Linked DNA regions of Homo sapiens: region 1 is linked to region 2. Evidence: chromatin loops called from intact Hi-C (ENCODE). Cell type or tissue: pancreas. All regions are shown on one strand. Each heading gives the region's core, and the rest is flanking DNA. Links, peaks and the distances in the headings are about the cores only. Region 1 has its middle 250 kb from the start of PRDM2. Region 2 overlaps LOC105378612 (a long non-coding RNA gene).

What was found. A loop is a pair of places that touch in the nucleus more often than their neighbours do. Peaks named below come from ENCODE experiments on the same cell type or tissue, not always from the same donor. Only the 100,000 strongest peaks of a DNase experiment are listed, where the experiment ranks them.
Region 1: it touches region 2 in a loop (4-fold over the local background); 13 of 110 quality-filtered maps call a loop at or near these places.

The regions. Positions count from the first base shown.
Region 1 is chr1:13,945,018-13,950,398 of GRCh38, reverse strand. It overlaps a transcript of KAZN not described here. Among named protein-coding and RNA genes, the nearest start is that of PRDM2, 250 kb to the right of the region's middle. RefSeq lists a silencer at 3,341-3,573. In pancreas, for the core only: no CTCF peak of the experiment used is centred there; no DNase peak of the experiment used is centred there.
Region 2 is chr1:13,670,253-13,675,633 of GRCh38, reverse strand. It overlaps LOC105378612 (a long non-coding RNA gene), which reads right to left. Exons shown (of 3, transcript XR_946968.2): 1 at 4,983-5,381; 2 at 3,918-4,104; 3 at 916-1,393. Among named protein-coding and RNA genes, the nearest start is that of PRDM2, 27 kb to the left of the region's middle. In pancreas, for the core only: no CTCF peak of the experiment used is centred there; no DNase peak of the experiment used is centred there.

The sequences.
Region 1 (5,381 bases), core at 140-5,139, 270 kb before region 2:
AGCTGACAGTCTGATAGGAGAGACCATCAAATCCCAGAAATGGGTACAAAAGGACAGCTGGAAGTGCTCTGTGGGGGCAATGTGGGATGCCAGAAGAGGTGACCTGGAAGGGCACTGGCCTGGCCAGGGAGGTCTGGAAGGCATAAGGGACACCAAGGAAGCATTGTGCAGGACCATCGGAGGAGGCGGGGACAGAGAAAAACCTGGGCACCCAATGACAAAGGCCAAGAGGGAGGAAGTGCAGCCCAAACAAAGCAGCAGGTGCATGAAGCAAAGGAAGAGGCCTGGGAGGGAGCAAGGCTCAGGGAGCAGGCTCAGCCCTGGGGTGTGGGGATGTGTTGGAAGAGGGGGCTGCAGAGCAAGGCAGGGGCGGGATCTGGAAGGCCCCTACCCACCATTCCAAGGCCTTTCAATCTTACTCGGACCCAGTGTCTCCAAATCTTAGCCATGAAGTTCCTCCTCACATCAAACTCAGTCTTATAGTCAACAGTTGCAGTGGGAATCCTCCCAGGTCCAAACTGGATGGTGTCTCGGCTGTGTTTTGAGCAGCAGCTTCCCCGTTACCTTTGACCTTAGAGGATGGATGTTGAGAATGGGGCTTTGGGGTCTGCCTGTCTGGGTTTAGATTCTGTCACACATTTGCCAGCTGGCTCAGCCTTGGGAAAGACAACTTCTAGCTGACCCAGATTACTTCTCCATCATAAGGTATATTCATATGGATAATAGGAGACCTTTTTGAATGTGATGAAGTTCAAGGAGTGCTAAGGACGCTGCTTGGCACAGAAAAAGGGCTCAGTAAAGTGTGAGCTGTTATGATCGCCATTATGGAACCCCATAGACATGGAAAAAAATCTCACCCTAAAAACACCTCGTCACACAGAGATGCTCACGGAAAGTCATGCAGAGGTTATTAAATATCTGATAAGGACCGCTGTCTGATATTGAGAAGCCTTATCATTTTTTAAGCCCTGAACAATCTAATTAGTGGTTGCTTTCAAAGCCAGTCAACCCTAAGTCTCCCCTGCTGCCTCTTAAACAGGAGGTATTTCTGCTGGCCCAGGCCCCTGCAGAAATTGTCTCCAAGTACAAGAGCTCATGGGATGTTCTTGGGAATGATTCAGTAACAAAACGCCACTTTGTGCCAGCAGATGTTTTGCAATAATTAAGTGTGGTCCCTGAACATAAAAATCAGAGCTGCTGAAAATAAAAATCTTGAGAGTAACTGCAATTTCTGGGACAGCTGCTCCCTCTGGGTACAGAGGAGAGGGGAAATGATGTTCTTACCAGAATGCTGGCTGGAAAGAATAATAGATTAGATCCAGAAAACCTGGGTTTGAGTTCTGTTTTACTCAGCATTTATCAGCGTATTTATTGAACACAGAGTACATGCTGGATGCTGGGTACGTCAGAGAGGCGATGCTGGGACATCTGAGTCATGCATCTTGAGTCCAGTCACGATTTTGCCTCTTGCTACCCGAGTGACCTTAGCCAAGTTACTTAGCTCTCTAAGCCTCCATTTTCATGTCTGTAACATGGGAAGGGGCCTAGGGCAGAACCTTGAGCCATATTTTCATTCCTGAAAATAACAGCAAAACAGGAGCCAGCAATACTTCTGAGGAGAAGCTTCCAGAGATACAGAATGAAAACCAGGAGATGGTGGACTGAGCATCATTGCAACAGGAAAAAGATTGTTTGCAGAAAAAAAAGAACGGTTCATGGCCACAAAGAGGTCTTGGGGGTAAGGCTCAAGAAGCCAACACTGGATCTCAAAACAGGAAGGTTCCATCCTGCAGAAGCCTCTCCACTGCCCCCTTTCCCCACACCAGATGTGTATGAGTCCGTTCTCACACTGCTATGAAGAAATACCAGAGACTGGGTAATTTACACCGAAAAGAGGTTTAATTGACACAGTTCTTCATGGCTGGGGAGGCCTCAGGAAACTGACAATCATGGCAGAAGGCATCTCTTCATAGGGTGGCAGGAGAGAGAATGAGTGCCCCGCGAAGGGGGAAGCCCCTTATAAAACCATCAGATCTTGTGAGAACTTGATCACTATCAGGGGAACAGCATAGGGAAAACCGCCCCCATGATTCAATTATCTCCACCTGGTCCTGCCCTTGACACGTGGGGATCATTACAATTCAAGGTGAGATTTGGGTGGGAACACAGAGCCAAACCATATGAAGGTGGTTCAGCAGCCTGACGTTTCCAGAATCCTTCACTCTTTCTCTTCTATACCTGTAGTAGGATGAAATAGAACCATACCAAGAAATCAGTTCTTAACCCCTGGAATCTGTGACTGTTACCTCAAATGAAAAAGCAGTCTTTGCCATTAAGGATCTTGAGATGGGAAAGATTATCCTGAATTATCTGAGTGGGCCCTTGGTATGAGCTAAACTGTATCCCCCCAAAATTCATATGTTGACATCCTAACCCCAGAAATTGCTGACCAGGGAAAGAATACAGAAAAGCTAACTCAGAGTGCGACTGTGTTTGGAGATAAGGTCTTTAAAGAGGTCATTGAAATGAGGTCCTGAGGATGGGCTCTGATCCAACATGACTGGTGTCCTTATAAGAAGAGATTAGGACACAGGCACACACAGACGGAAGATCACGTGAAGATACAGGGAGAAGACGGCTGTCTACAGCCAAGGAGAACGGACTCAGAAAAGACTAACACCGCTGACACCTTGACCTGAGACTTCCAGCCTCCAAAACTGTGAGACGATAAATTTCTGTTGTTTAAGCCCCCAGTCTGAAGTATTTGTTACGGCAGCCAGGGCAGACTAATACAGCCCTAAGGGCAATCACAAGTGCCCTGACAAGAGGGAGGCAGAGGGAGACTTGACACAGACACACTGCAGATGAGGAAGCAATGTCACTGATATGGTTTGGCTCTGCGTCCCCACCCAAATCTCATCTCAAATTGTAATCCCCATAATCCCCACATGCCCAGGTGTCAAGGAAGGGACCAGGTGGGAGGTGATTGGATCACGGGGGCGGTTTCCCCCATGCTGTTCTCATGAGTGAGAACATGCATCTTGAGTCCACTCACGATTTTGCCTCTTGCTACCCGAGTGACCCTAGGCAAGCTGCTGAGTGAGTTCCCGTAAGAGCTGATGGCTTTAGAAGGCAGTTTTCCCTGCTCTTGCTCATTATCTCTCACCTGCTCCCATGCAAGATGTGCCTTCTTCCCCTTCTGCCATGATCGTGAGTTTCCTGAGGCTTCCCCAGCCCTGAGGAACTGTGTGTCAATTAAACCTCTTTCCTTTATGAATTACCAAGTCTCAGGCACTTCTTTATAGCAGTGTGAAAACAGACTAATACAGTGACCATGGGGGCAGAGATCAGAGGGATGCAGTCACAGGTCAGGGAATGGGACAGCCACCAGAAGCTGGAAGAGGCAAGGAACGGATTCTCCCCCCAAGCCTCCAGAGAGAATGCAGCCCCACTGATACCTTAATTTTGGACATCCGGCTTCCAGAACCATGAAAGAATGCATTTCTGTTGTTGTAAGCCACTAAGTTTGTGGTCATTCGTAACAGCAGCCACACACATGAAAATACACTACCTAATATTAAAATATGAGGCATCATTTACAGGGCTCAGGTGCAGTGCTAGGAAGTAGGGTTACGGAGTAACACAGATAAAGACAGTGTCAGGTGACCTCAGGATCATAATACCTTAGCCATCTAGCATCTTTGACACACATTACAGGGCACAAGCAGGTGATCATGACCCTTTTGGAATATTAGTTCAACAAGTGTTTCTTAAGGATCCCAAGGATTGTCCTAGGTACTGGAGCAGGGGACAGTTGTGAAACAATGTCATAGGGAATTTTTAAACTTCCTCGTACTCCCTGGAATTTCCCAATTTTCTACAGTGAGTATAACCATAATGATTAGTATTGATCACGGTGTCGGCAGACTTCTGTGCTCTTGATTCTTCTTAATCCTCAAATTGCTCACTTTATTTCTATTTTATGGATGGGGAGAAGGAAAAGTAATTTGTCCCAGGTCACATGGATAATAAGAGGAAAATCCCGTTTTGAAACCCAGGAAGACTGGCTCCAGAATCGCAACTCTTCGCCTCTATGCATTCTGTGATTGAGAAAACAAAAACCATGCTTTAGAAGGCAGCTGTGTGATGTTTCTCCTCTTCTATCAGTAAGACTGTGGTAAGCATACTAGAATAAAGGCACTTAAATCATGACATGAGGGATTCGGGTTAGCCAAAAGAATGCATTTCTTAATAGAAAAGCACCAGAAATTGCTGACCAGGGAAAGAATACAGAAAAGCTAACTCTGGGTTTATTTAAAAATAGGAAGGTAGTTTCATCTGTCTGAGTGACTCTCCTGAGGACTTGGAAGCCCAGATTGTCTAACCACTGCCATCTGGCAGTTCTTGGTGCTGGAGAGAGGCCTTTTTTGGAAACAACCAAGACCCATAACTGTGCTTCCTCAGAAGTCCAGCAATAGGGACTTGGGCAGAGAAGGGAAGCAGGCATAGGAGCCATCTCGGATGTTCTGAAAACCACACCACTGCATCTTCCCCAATTCAGGTGGCCCTTGCCAGAACCAGCATTCCAATATCCCAGTTCACCCCATCTACCAGGCACCGGCTTCATAAAAAAATGTACTAAAGACTTAGGTTTAAAAACATTCTCTCTCTCTCTCTCTCTCTCTCTCACACACACACACACACACACACACACACACAAACTGAGAGCAAATGTCATTTAAAAAAATCATCCTATGGAACAGCTGTGTTAAAATTCCCAACTATGATTGTGGGTACACTGTTAGTTTTACCATTCATTGCTATATATATATTGTGAGTTGATATTAGCAAAGTGCACAGAACTTTTTTTTTTTTGAGATGGAGTCTCACATTCCTGATCAATTCTAATTTTTTTTTTTTTTTTTGAGACGGACTCTCCCTCTGTTGCCCAGGGTGGAGTGCAGTGGTGCCATCTCAGCTCACTGCAACCTCCGCCTCCCAGGTTCAAGTGATTCTCCTGCCTCAGCTTCCCGAGTAACTGGGATTACAGGCATGGGCCACCATTCCCTGCTAATGTTGTATTTTTAGTAGAGATGGGGGTTTCACCATGTTGGCCAGGCTGGTCTCGAACTTCTTACCTCAGGTGATCCATCTGCCTCGACCTCCCAAAGTGCTGGTATTATAGGTGTGAGCCACCACGCCCAGCCTGCACATAAATTTTTTATTCATATCTTCCAGATAGTATATCTTTCAGGTGGATTGAGCCTGTTATTGTTATTATTATGAAATGTTTCTCTTTATATCTAGTAATGTCTTTTACCTTCAGGTCCACTTTGTTTTATATTTTTTAAATGACACTAGCTTTCTTTTGATTAGTGTTT
Region 2 (5,381 bases), core at 302-5,301:
TGGGAATGTAAAATAATGCAGCTGCTTTGGAAAATAGTCTGGCAGGTCCTCAAAAAGTTAAACATAAGAGTTCCTGTGTGACCCAGCAATTCTACTTCTAGATAAATATCCAAGAAAATCGAAAACATATGTTCACACAAAAATTTGCACACAGAGATTCAATACAGCATCATTTCTAATAGCCCAAAAATGCAAATTATTTAGTTGTAAAACAGAATGAAGCACCAATAGTCAGTAAGAATGAACCTTGAAAACATTATACTAGTGAAAGAAGCCAGACACAAAAGCCACATATTGTATGATTGCACGTATACAAATTAGCCAAAATACCAAATCAAATCCACAGAGACAGAAAATAGATGTGTGGTTGCCAGGGCTGAGGACAGAAAGAAATGACTGCAAATGGGGTGATGCACGTTTTCTGCAATTCTTTTGGGGTGATGAAAATTTTCTGCAATTTGGTGATTGCTGTCCAACTTCCTGCATATGCTAAGAATCACTGGATTGTGTAGTTTAATGGAGTGATTTTATGGTATGCCAACTCTACCTTCATTTTTAAAATTGCAAAGATAATCAAATCTCTATCACTGAATTACATCCTTTGAGCATGTGGTGCAATAAACTAAGCTGTAAGTACACTTTGAATACATAGGCTGAGAAGGAAAGTACCACAGATGACTGAAGGGAAAACTAAGTGAACACCTTTTTTTTTTTTTTGGATGCAGGGGTAATTTTTCTGATTTGTGTCAAAATGGCAAACCAGTGCAGGTTGCAGTTTCCTTGCCCCCAAAATCAACCTTGGAGAAATGATTTTTATTTTATATTTTATTTTATTTTATTTTATTTTATTTTATTTTGTGAGATGGAGTTTCACTCTTGTTGCCCAGGCTGGAGTGCAATGGCATGATCTGAGCTCACCACAACCTCCTCCTCCCAAGTTCAAGCGATTCTCCTGCCTCAGCCTCCTGTGAGAAACGATTTCTTAAAAAACAGAGAGTATGGTTTCCACAAACAAACGAAAACAGGAACTGAAGTTAGACATCCTAACTGAAGCTGCCCAGGAGGGGCTGTGGGATGTTGGTGATTCCAGCCGGGGCAGAAGCAGCTGGCGGTGGCATGAAGAGCTCAGACTGGGGGAAAGATCTTAAGTCCTGCTCTTGCTTCTTCCCCCAAGTGACCCTGGCACCATTATTAGCTCCCTCTTGACTGCAGAAATCCCAGGTCACTGGTGTCTGAGGGCAGCACAAACCTCCACTGGGCTGAGGACTTGATGAAATAGATGTGGGCCAACTGGCTGCTTTCTGGTCATCTCAACAATACCCTCTGCCTCCAGATTCCCAGGGTTCGTGGATCTCAGTCCAGACAAACTGCCTCCTCTTCATCCTGCTTCTCACTGAGAGTGTACAATTGTAAGCATACATGCTGCTAACTCTACGGCTCCAACATTTATCAAGCAATGAGTAATGAGTTTTAAAACATAGATGAATCAAGAGGTATCATTAGAGATGTCAACAAACCTTCATAGAAACTCATAGGACAAGGAGATCAAAAATACAGATAAAAGCTGGGCATGGTGGTGCCCACCTCTAGTCCCAGCTACTCTAGAGACTGAGGCAGGAGGATCATTTGAGTCCAGGAGCTTGAGTCCAGCCTGGGCAACACAGCAAGACCCATAGTCTCTTAAAAAGAAAAACAAAAACTTCTCTTTGGGAAAAAAACACAGATAGCAAAGATCTAAAAAATATAATTAATAAATTCAAGCTATATAAATATACATATATAAACATATGTACACATGCATATGTTTATATAGAATACATATTACTTATATTAATATATGTTTGTATAATATGTATGTATACAGTTGTGAGAGGGAGAAGAAACTCTGTATATTAAAGAATAGAATATACCTTTTTTTTTTTTTTTCTGAGACAGAGTCTCACACTGTTGCCCAGGCTGAAGTGCAGTGGTGTGATCTCAGCTCACTGCAACCTCCGCCTCCTAGGCTCAAGCCATCCTCCCACCTCAGCCTTCTGAGTAGCTGGGACCACAGGCACATGCCACCAAGCCTGGCTAATTTTTTTATGAATACTTTTTTTTTTTTTGAGACGGAGTCTCGCTCTGTCGCCCAGGCCGGACTGCGGACTGCAGTGGCGCAATCTCGGCTCACTGCAAGCTCCGCTTCCCGGGTTCACGCCATTCTCCTGCCTCAGCCTCCCGAGTAGCTGGGACTACAGGCGCCCGCCACCGCGCCCGGCTAATTTTTTATATTTTTAGTAGAGACGGGGTTTCACCTTGTTAGCCAGGATGGTCTCGATCTCCTGACTTCATGATCTACCCGCCTCGGCCTCCCAAAGTGCTGGGATTACAGGCGTGAGCCACCGCGCCCGGCCTTATGAATACTTTTTGTAGAGATGGGATTTTGCTGTTACCCAGGCTGGTCTTGAACTCCCGAGCTCAAGCCATCCTCCTGCCTTGGCCTCCTGAAGTGCTGGGATTACAGGCATGAACCACTGTGCCTGGCCAGAATATATCATCTTTTTCTGCACATTTTTGAGTACATATGGAAAAAATATTAATAAAAATAGACCATAAATTAGGCCATAAAAGAAACCTCAATAAATTCCAAGGGAACAGGATCATACATAACATATTGACCAGGTTTTTCAGCTATAATGCAATAAAATTAGGATTTAATAACAAAAGATGACCACAGCAATACCATATGTCTGGAAAACTAAATAACTTTAAGAAACAACTTGGCTGGGCGCGATGGCTCATTCCTGTAATCTCAGCACTTTGGGAGGCCGAGGGGGGGTGGATCACCTGAGGTCGGGAGTTCGAGACCAGCCTGACCAACATGGAGAAACTCCGTCTCTACTAAAAATACAAAAGGAGCCGGGCATGGTGGCACATGCCTGTAATCCCAGCTACTTGGGAGGCTGAGGCAGGAGAATCGCTTGAACCCAGGAGGCGGAGGTTGCAGTGAGCCAAGATCGTGCCATTGCACTCCAGCCTGGGTGACAGAGCGAGACTCCATCTCAAAAAAGAAAAAAAAAAAAAAGAAGAAAGAAACAACTCATAGATTGTAGAGGAAACAAAAGGGAAACTAAAACATTCTCAACACTGAATGATAATAAAAATATTTCTTCCTTGCTCTGATAATACAATCAGAACGACTTCTATCAAGACTGGTGCTGTGTGTGTTGAGTTTCACAGCCAACCTGAGCCTCCTACTCAAGGGATGACACTGCATGATTTTAGCACTGAAGCTATAAGAGGTTCAGATTTTTAAGATCAAATTGTGATGCACCTGGTCTAATCATAAAGAGTTTGATTTCTTCTTCCTTACAAATCAGTAATTTTCAGGCTGGGTGCAGTGGCTCACGCCTGTAATCCCAGCACTTTGGGAGGCTAAGGCAGGCGGATCACCTGAGGTCAGGAGTTTGAGACCAGCCTGGCCAACATGATGAAACCCTGTCTCTACTAAAAATACAAAAATTAGCCGGGTGTGGTGGTGGGCACCTGTAGTCCCAGCTACCTGGGAGGCTGAGGCAGGAGAATCGCTTGAACCCAGGAGGCGGAGGTTGCAGTGAGCTGAGGTCACACCACTGCACTCTAGCCTGGGCGACAAAGCGAGACACTGTCTCACAAAAAAAAAAAAAAAAAAAAAAAGGCCGGGCGTGGTGGCTCATGCCTGTAATCCCAGCACTTTGGGAGGCTGAGGCGGGCGGATCACAAGGTCAGAAGATCGAGACCATCCTGGCTAACACAGTGAAACCCCCTCTCCACTAAAAAGTACAAAAAAAAAAAATCAGGAATTTTCTATACTCCATGAAGAAGTAACTCAATGAAGTATTATTGGAAATAATCTTAGTAACACATTCAAATGCAACACAACAAAAAGGAATGCTTACCTGACAATAGCAGCCAAAGTGGAGAGAGGAATTCATAGTTGACTACCTCCCAAATGGACACAGAATCTTCCAGCTTCAAATGGACTTGCTGGTTGGGTGAGCCTGGGAAGCAGCCTGGGAAGGAGACTTCCCTGAGAGATCGGTCTGTGATTTCTAGTCCTTGTTCTAGCTGCATCTTCAGAGCTGCCTGGGAGAGCCACCAAATGCTTGCTGCCATTCTCAATGTCACAAATTATGAATTAGGAACTTTTAAGTTAGTATATGAAGTGGACAAGTGTTGTTTTTACCTATGAGGCATTATGTCCCACTTTTTTTTTTTTTTTTCAGATGGAGTCTTGCTCGTTGCCCAGGCTGGAGCGCAGTAGCACGATCTCGGCTCACTGCAACCTCCACCTCCCGAGTTCAAGCCATTCTCCTGCCTCAACCTCCCGAGTAGCTGGGATTACAGGCGCACATCACCACACCTGGCTAATTTTTGTATTTTTAGTAGAGACAGGGTTTCACCATGTTGGCCAGGCTGGTCTCAAACTCCTGACCTCAGGTGATCCGCCCGCCTCGGCCTCCCAAAGTGAGAGGATTACAGGCGTGAGCCACCACACCCAGACAGGCCCCACTTTTTTTGACAGCAGCATCCTACATTTTTCTTGGGAAATTACCCCTCCCTGCTTCCAGGCTGTGTGGTCCATGTAGACGCCCTCCCGTGCTTGAGGGATGGCTACCTGTCCAATGAGCTCAGCATTTCTAGGGCATGGCGATGGCTTTACATCTGGGAAGACGGATCAGTGATTCATCTGCCCTGTGGGAGATTTTTGCAGGGTTGTTTTTTGTTGTTGTTGTTCTTGTTTTGAGACGGAGTTTCGCTCTTGTTGCACAGGCTGGAGGGCAATGGTGCGACCTCGGCTCACTGCAACCTCCACCTCCCAGGTTCAAGCGATTCTCCTGCCTCAGCCTCCCAAGTAGCTGGGATTACAAGGCATGTGCCACCACGCCCGGCTAATTATTTTTTGTATTTTTAGTAGAGACAGGGTTTCTCCATATTGATCGGGCTGGTCTTGAACTCCCTACCTCAGGTGATCTGCCCACCTTGGCCTCCCAAAGTACTGGGATTACAGGCATGAGCCACCACACCCGGCCACAGGGTTTTCTGTGAAAGGAACACTCTCTGTCGTTTTCAAAGCATAGGCAGTAAGGCACGTGAGTCTGGAGCAGCTTGGGGTCATCTTTGCCATCACTGGAACAGAGGCCTAGAATAAAGGCAACACAGAAAACAAAAACAAAAACAGGCAGTCAAGAGATGAAGAGGGACCGTTTCTTGATGACATCGTGCCTGAAGTTAGATGTATCCCTGAACTTTTTTATTACACAAGTCAATGAATTCCTTTTTTAAAAATTAAGCTAATTTGAGGTTTATCACTTGCAACAGAAAGCAGACTGACCAATATATCAACTAGTAAGAAATACAAG